Linked DNA regions of Homo sapiens: region 1 is linked to region 2. Evidence: read pairs that join two places in POLR2A ChIA-PET (ENCODE). Cell type or tissue: PC-9. All regions are shown on one strand.

Region 1 (4,000 bases), 73 kb before region 2:
CTTTGGAACATGGTATGTATTAATCTGAGGGAATGTCTTCTAGCCTAAAATTAAAAGTACAGTTTTACTCTTAATATTTTAAATAGAATTTTGTGAAGAGCACTAACTTCTAGGGGTTTAGGGAAAGTGGGCAGGATAGGTAATCTGTTTGATCATTCATTGATCTTATTGCACTTAGTTATTTTTGCCCTGCATTTGATCTGAGAACTAGAGGTGACACGTTCCTTGGGTAGTAAGGAACACCAGAGAGAAGTGAATCTATAGAAACTTGCAATAGAGGTTGCTAATGAGCTCAACTATGGATTTTAGCCCCTGTAGTAGTAGTTATATAACATGTTATCTTAAAACCTAGAGACTAAAACAATAAACACTTGATATCTCACACTGTTTCTGTTGGCTGGGAACTTGGGAGCAGCTTAGCTATGTGGTTTTTTTGGGTTTTTTTTTTTTTTTTTTTTTTTTTTTTTCGAGAGAGAGTTGCACTCTGTTGCCCAGGCTGGAGTGCAGTGGTGCGATCTCGGCTCACTGCAACTTCCGCCTCCTGGGTTCCAGTGATTCTCCTGCCTCAGCCTCCTTGAGTAGCTGGGATTACAGGTGTGGGCCATCATGCCCAGCTAATTTTATGGGTTTTTTTGTTTTGTTTTGTTTTGTTTTTAAAGCAGAGATGGGGTTTCACCATGTTGACCAGACTGGTCTCAAACTCCTGGCCTCAAGTGATCTGCCCACCTTGGCCTCCCTGAGTGCTCCGATTACAGGTGTAAGCCAAGGCGCCAGACTTTTTTTTTTTTTTTTTTTTTTTTTTGAGACAGAGTCTCACTCTGTCCCCCAGATTGGAGTGCAGTGGTGTGATCTCGGCTCACTGCAACCTCCGCCTCCCAGTTTCACGCCATTCTCCTGCGTCAGCCTCCCGAGTAGCTGGGCCTACAGGTGCCCGCCACCACACCCAGCTAATTTTTTATATTTTTTAATAGAAACGGGGTTTCACCATGTTGGCCAGGATGGTCTTGATCTCCCGACCTCGTGATCCATCTGCCTCGGCCTCTCAAAGTGCTGGGATTACAGGCGTGAGCCACCGCGCCCGGTCTTTTTTTTTTTTTAGAGATGTAGTCTTGCTTTGTCACCCAGGCAAGAGCGTAGTGGTATAGTCATGGCTCACTACAACCTCCACCTTTGGGGCTCAAGCAGTCCTCCCACCTCAGCCTCTCAAGTAGCTGGGATTACAGGCAGGTGCCACTACACCCAGCTAATTTTTGGATTTTGGCCTCAAGGGATTCCCCTGCCTCAGCCTCCCAGAGTGTTAGGATCAGGTGTGAGCCATCACACCTGGCCAAGGAATTTGTGGCCATATAAAACTACCACAGCCCCTTATTTCCATGCTGATCCCATTATATCAGATATTTCATTATGAAATTTGTTTTGGATTTCCTGTTCTGAGATTCTGGCTTAGACTGTAGATGGTTCTGACTGTAGTACTAGTTCTTAACTAGTTTTTCAACTAGAAAGGATTTTGGACTCTATCCTTGTGCTCTGTTACCCGTGTTTCTTCACAGCAAATGTTAGCTGGGAAAGATAGTAACTATAGTATAATAACGAGGTTTCATTTTCAGCAGGGATTCTTTACTCATAAACTCTTAACTCCTTGTGAGCATTTTTTTTCTTTTCATTGCAAGCTCTGTATTTTCATTTAATTTGCCACATTAGTTCTGATTATGTAACTTTAATTATTTGGAAACATAATGCAGAAGAGAAGCAGTTCTCCAGTGAAGACAAATTATGTTTCAAGGTTTTAATGGAAGAGTATGCAAGTTGAACCCAGATTCCATGTTCCAGATCAGTCTTAAAAAGTTTGGGGTTATTCTTCGGCCAACAAACCTGAGAAGAGACATGGGGAAATGTAAAAGTTGGAAGGGGTCTCATCATTCTTTTTCTTACGAAATTCAAATAATATTTTAGACTAAAGCTCCTTTGGAGCTAACAAGTTAGTTTTGAGTTAATTTCCCCATATTCAGCTTTGTCATCTTAAGGCAGAAAATTTTTCATTCTGTTTCCTTCTACGCCTTCATTTGTTGTATAAAGAGAGTTATTGTTCCTGTAGCCTGTCTCCTAAATATAACTTCCTATCATCAGATCAAGGTAAAGACTTTGTTTTTCTTCCTCTGTGGAGACAGATCAGTGTTCACTTAGCTACATGTTGTCATATTGGTCTTGGTAAGCTGTGTGAGGTCACATACTACCTGAGCCATATTCAGCAGTCTAACCCAGTCCTCCCCTTCTTCTCTTACTCCCCAGGGAAAGGAATGAATCCAAACAGTGAGAAGCTCTCTTCTCCTTACCTCCCCCAACCCCATAATGTGCCTATAAAACCCTTGCACTCACCCACCCTATGGTGAAGATAAAATATGAATTTTTTGTTACAGAATCCAAAGAAGTACCATTCTTGTATTATTAGCTTCAGGATGATACACATAAACATCAAGAAGCTAAGAACTAGGCTAAGGACACAGATCGGTTGATACTTAGAGGTGTTTTGGATAAAGTTTTGGGTTTTTTTGTTTGTTTTTTGAGACAGAGTCTCGCTCTGTCACCAAGACTGGAGTGCAGTGGCACCATCTCAGCTCACTGCAAGCTCTGCCTCCCAGGTTCACGCCATTCTCCTGCCTCAGCCTCCCGAGAAGCTGGGACTACAGGCGCCTGCCACCACGCCCGGCTAATTTTTTTGTATTTTTTTTTTTAGTAGAGATAGGGTTTCTACTCTAGCGTTAGCCAGGATGGTCTTGATCTCCTGACCTCGTGATCCTCCCGCCTTGGCCTCCCAGAGTACTGGGATTACAGGCGTGAGCCACTGCGCCTGGCCTAAGTTTGGGGTTTTTAAAAAATCTCTTAATTGATGTGAATACTTTTCAGAGATTTCCTTCTCTTATGTTTGTAGAACAAAAACTAGCATGGCTCCCTGTATTCTACTTAATTTTCTTGTGTTCTACCCTGCATTGCTATTAAGAATTTCAGGAATGAGTAGATTTGGGTCAGAACTTTCGCACACCTTCCCTGCACACTGTGGTACCTCTGGCCAGAGTTATTTTCTTACACTGTTTTGCAGTGGATAAAGAGTGTGATTTTGTTTGTTTGTTTGTTTTGAGACAGGGTCTCACTCTGTCTCTCTACTCAAGGAGGCTGAGGTGGGAGGATCCCTTGAGTCCAGGAGTTTGAGATTACAGTGAGCTATGATCACACTACTGCACCCCAGCCTGGGTAACGAGATTGTGTCTCCAAAAAAAAAAAAAAAAAATTCTGATTCAGGCAGCAGAGATAGAAAAATAAAATTTTATTTTGCTTAGAAGAATAAAGACAAAAAAGAGAGCCTGTCGTAAATATGCCATTTAGTTATCTTTCTTGGGGCAGAACAGATTTGAGTCTATTCCAATTAAATGTCATGTTAAAAATTAAAAATGATGGTTGGCAGACACAGAGTACAGTACCAGTATTGATTCTGTCTCCTGTCTGTCTCATTGAAACTGTTGTCATGGTAATGGTCTACTTATGCATAGTACGTGCTGAAAGTTTTTTTTGTTTGTTTTTTTGTTGTTGTTGTTGAGACGGAGTCTCTGTCACCCAGGCTGGAGTGCAATGGTGTGGTCTTGGCTCACTGCAACCTCCGCCTCCCGGGTTCAAGTGATTCTCCTGCCTCAGCCTCCTGAGTAGCTGGGACTATAGGCGCATGCCACCACCCCTGGCTAATTTTTGTGTTTGTAGTAGAGACGGGGTTTCATTATGTTGGCCAGGCTGGTTTCGAACTCCTGACCTCGTGATCCGCCCTCCTCAGCCGCCCAGAGTGCTGGGATTACAGGCATGAGCTACCACGCCTGGCCTGAACATTTTATATACTCTACAGTTCTAGTGAGTCAAGTGACTCCTAAAAATCGGGGGCATTTCAGATTTTGCAATTTAAAATACACAAAGGTTCTAAACATAGAGTTGTTTTGAAGAGAGTGGCATATGTTGA
Region 2 (4,000 bases):
CGTGTGCTGAGGGGTGTGAAAGGGTGGACAAGCTTGTTAGAGGAGCATCTCGGTCAGGATAGCAACAGGAGAAAAGGCTGTGATCACACGTAGCATGAGGCAGAAGGGGTCGCAGGTGGCTGGAGTCTGTGGAGAGTAGGGCCCACGTTGTCCATGTGGAGGGGGCTTAGCCAGACCTACATTTTACGTTATGTGGAAAATGAATATACAGAGCACAGAACGGGATGATAGATAGGTTTAGACATCATAACGCTAGCCCAGGAAAAGAGTAGGGTGAGGATGGTAGAAGTAGGGCAGGTACCGCACATCCTCGGGACAGGTGAGATGACAAGTTTTTAAGGTTGAGGATGGAGCTCAGCCCCAGGTTCCTGGCTCAGCTGGGAGGCGACTATCAGGGCTGGAGTGGGCTTCTGGGCATGGGCACCCCAGGGCTGACGCTTCCTGGGAAGCGGATGGTCCAAGTGTGTCCCGAATTGGTGGGTTCTTGGTCTCACTAACTTCAAGAATGAAGCCCCGGACCCTCACGGTGAGTGTTACAGCTTTTCAGGTGGCCCGTCTGGAGTCTGTCCCTCCTGATGTTCAGATGTATTCGGAGTTTTTTCCTTCTGGTGGGTTTGTGGTCTCCCTGGCTCAGGAGTGAAGCTGCAGACCTTCGCGGTGAGTGTTATAGCTCTATAAGGTAGCACTTCGGGAGTTGTTTGTTCTTTCCAGTGGGCTCGTGGTCTCAGGAGTGAAGCTGCAGATCTTCCCTGTGAATGTTACAGCTTATAGAAGCAGCGTAGACCCAAAAAGCGAGCTACAGTAGCAAGAGTTATTACATACAGCGAAAGAACAAAGTTTCCACAATCCGGAAGGGGACCCGAGCGAGTTACTAATGCAAGCTCGGGCAGCCTGCTTTTATTCTCTTATCTGGCCCCACCCACATCTTGCTGATTGGTAGAGCCGAGTGGCCTGTTTTGTCAGGGCGCTGATTGGTGCGTTTACAATCCCTGAGCTAGATACAAAGGTTCTCCACCTCCCCATCAGATTACTTAGATACAGAGTTTCCACACACAGGTTCTCCAAGGCCCCACTAGAGCAGCTAGATACAGAGTGTCAATTGGTGCATTCACAAACCTTGAGCTAAACACAGTGTGCTGATTGGTGTGTTTACAAACCTTGAGCTAGATACAGAGTGTAGATTGGTGCACTCACAAACCTTGAGCTAAACACAGAGTGCTGATTGGTGTATTTACAATCCCTGAGCTAGACATAAAGACTCTCCACGTCCCCACGACTCAGGAGCCCAGCTGGCTTCACCTAGTGGATCCCGCACCGGGGCTGCAGGTGGAGCTGCCTGCCAGTCCCGGTGCCGTGCGCCCGCACTCCTCAGCCCTTGGATGGTCGATGGGACTGGGCGCCGTGGAGCAGGGGGCGGCGCTCGTCGGGGAGGCTCGGGCTGCACAGGAACCCACGGAGTGGGTGGGAGGCTGAGGCATGGCGGGCTGCAGGTCCCGAGCCCTGCCCCGCGGGAAGAGAGCTAAGGCTCGGTGAGAAATAGAGCACAGCGCTGGTGGGCTGGCACTGCTGGGGGACCCAGTACACCCTCCGCAGCTGCTGGCCCGGGTGCTAAGTCCCTCATTGCCCGGGGCCAGCAGGGCTGGCCGACTGCTCCGAGTGCGGGGCCTGCCAAGCCCACGCCCACCCGGAACTCCAGCTGGCCCGCAAGCGCCGCACGCAGCCCCGGTTCCCGCTCGCGCCTCTCCCTCCACACCTCCCTGCAAGCTGAGGGAGTGGGCTCCGGCCTTGGCCAGCCCAGAAAGGGGCTCCCACAGTGCAGTGGTGGGCTGAAGGGCTCCTCAAATGCTGCCAAAGTGGGAGCCCAGGCAGAGGAGGTGCCGAGAGCAAGCGAAGGCTCTGAGGACTGCCAGCACGCTGTCACCTCTCACAGGCAGAGGCCTAGCAAGGGGCAGGACCCAGGATGGAGCCAAAATGGGGACGGCAGTGCCAGGCCGAGGAACAGAGGCACAGGGGGTTAGAGCCAGGAGTGCGCAGCACAGAGTCCCAGGCGAAGGAGGAGAGGCAGGAAGGATCAGCTAGGGTGGTGGGGCGGGGCAGGGGCGCGGAAAATACCCCAGGAGTTCCCTGGGGTGATGGTGCCACCAGGAAGGGCTGAGGACCTGGCTGAGCCTTCAGGGCGTGTCCAGCTCTCCTCACGCCCAAGGAAATGCCTGAGGCAAGGGTGAGGCCAGGGCAGGCTGAGGAGGAAGGACAGGCCTGCAGGGGACTCTCCACAGGCAGCAAGAGGAAGGATAGAGGACGGTGGCCTTCCCTGGCTGCCAACCCGGGCTTTGTGACCTAAGCCGGGCCCCAGCCGCTGGGCTGGTGGTGAAGGGTAGAGGACAGGCTCCTGCAGGCTCTGGCCAAGCCCGTCTGACAGCCACCAGCTCCACTAATAAAGTGACCCTGCTGTGTCCCAATTCTCTACAGCTATCATGTAATTTAGTGTCCAAACTGAGACACTTTTGAGAGTCAAAGTCATAATTACTCCAGAACAACAGAGTAAACTAGGGCTGACCTGGCCATGCTGGGGTCCACGGTCGCCCTACCCTCAGGGAGCAGCAGGGCCCTCTGCTCACACTCCGGCCATCTGGGACACGCCCCGTGATCATTGCCTCCCCTCTCCTGGCCTCAGCCCTGGAGCATCCGATCCCTCTTCGGATCCAGGCCTGGGGAACGGGGGGTCTCCCCCATTTGTGGTCCTTCTTCCCACACCTTCTGCTTCTCCAACTGACATTTCCCTCTTCAAGGGCATGACAGCCCCCAGAGGAATGGGGTCCTTTCTGTAGCCCAGTGGGGGACAACCTGGAGAGAATCCCACCAGCCCTAGAAAGGTACACGAAGGCTACATCGTCCTGCACAGTCCCTGTCCCCTGCTGATGAGAGACCCCCACCCTCTTGGCAAAATCCTGGGATCCCCAGTCTCCTCCCTCCTGCTTGCCTCTATCTCCAGTGGGCTGCCAGGAGGCAGATCCACCACCGTCCCAGCTCCTGCCTTTCCTCCAGGCCTCGCCAACACCTGCCCGGAACATCTCAGCAGACTCCCACCACGTCTTGCGCCAGCAACCCATCTTTCTCTGGCTACAAGTACAAGCCTCCGGGCCTGAACAAGACACTAGTCTACCTTAAAGCAGACAAAACAAAGAAAAAGAACAAAACAAACAAGAGACCCTGCGGTGGGAAGGAAAACGTGAAAAAAACACAAGCATCACTACAGAAGTCAACTTCTCTAAAAAAGAATCTCTAATATTTCCTCCACCATCGGACCCCAGAGCAGCTTCCTGCCTCCTCCCCAGCGCCCCAGAGCGTCAGCCACTCGGCGTGGCCCTTTCTCCTTTGCCGGAATGCCCCTTCTACCCACTGGATTTCTACCGCTTCTCTAAGGCCCCCAGAGCCAGCCAGCCTTGCCCACCCCTGAGCTCCGGTTACCCTTCCCAGGCCAGGTGCGGGGGTGGTTGTGTTTGTCTGCTGCCGACAGCAGTGGGAGGCCAAGGGGCCTGGGCTGTTGTAGATTCAATAAAAAGCAATGAATCGGCCGATCCTTCCCACCGACTCCTGGCTCTCCAGGAGCATGCCCTAGAGGCACAGATAGGATGATTCTGCAGCCCCTGCTAACTCTGAAATTCCCTAATGCTGCGGCCTAAGGCTGGAAACCCAAACATCACCCTGCTCAAGTCTTTCCCAACTGAAAAGGAAAAGAAACAATCAGAAAACCTTTTTTTTTGTTTGTTTTTTAAGACAGAGTCTTGCTCTGTCGCCTAGGCGGAGTGCAGTGGCGCGATCTTGGCTCACTGCAACCTCCACCTCCTGGGTTCAAGTGATTCTCCTGCCTCAGCCTCCCAAGTAGTTGGTACTACGGGTGCCCACCACCACGCCTGGCTAATTTTTGTATTTTTTAGTAGAGACTGGGTTTCACCATGTTGTCCAGGCTGATCTTGAACTCCTGACCTCAAGTGATCTG

Evidence for each region. Peaks named below come from ENCODE experiments on the same cell type or tissue, not always from the same donor. Only the 100,000 strongest peaks of a DNase experiment are listed, where the experiment ranks them.
Region 1: POLR2A ChIA-PET joins it to region 2 with 18 read pairs; 9 of 35 experiments call an interaction of 5 or more read pairs at or near these places.

What each region holds. Positions count from the first base shown.
Region 1 is chr15:41,032,624-41,036,623 of GRCh38, reverse strand. The region is part of intron 24 of INO80 (INO80 complex ATPase subunit); the gene reads left to right. Among named protein-coding and RNA genes, the nearest start is that of INO80-AS1, 18 kb to the right of the region's middle. In PC-9, no CTCF peak of the experiment used is centred here; no DNase peak of the experiment used is centred here.
Region 2 is chr15:40,959,362-40,963,361 of GRCh38, reverse strand. LOC105370789 (a long non-coding RNA gene) reads right to left here and starts at 873. Exons shown (of 4, transcript XR_007064601.1): 1 at 1-873. In PC-9, no CTCF peak of the experiment used is centred here; a DNase peak (open chromatin) is centred at 2,211.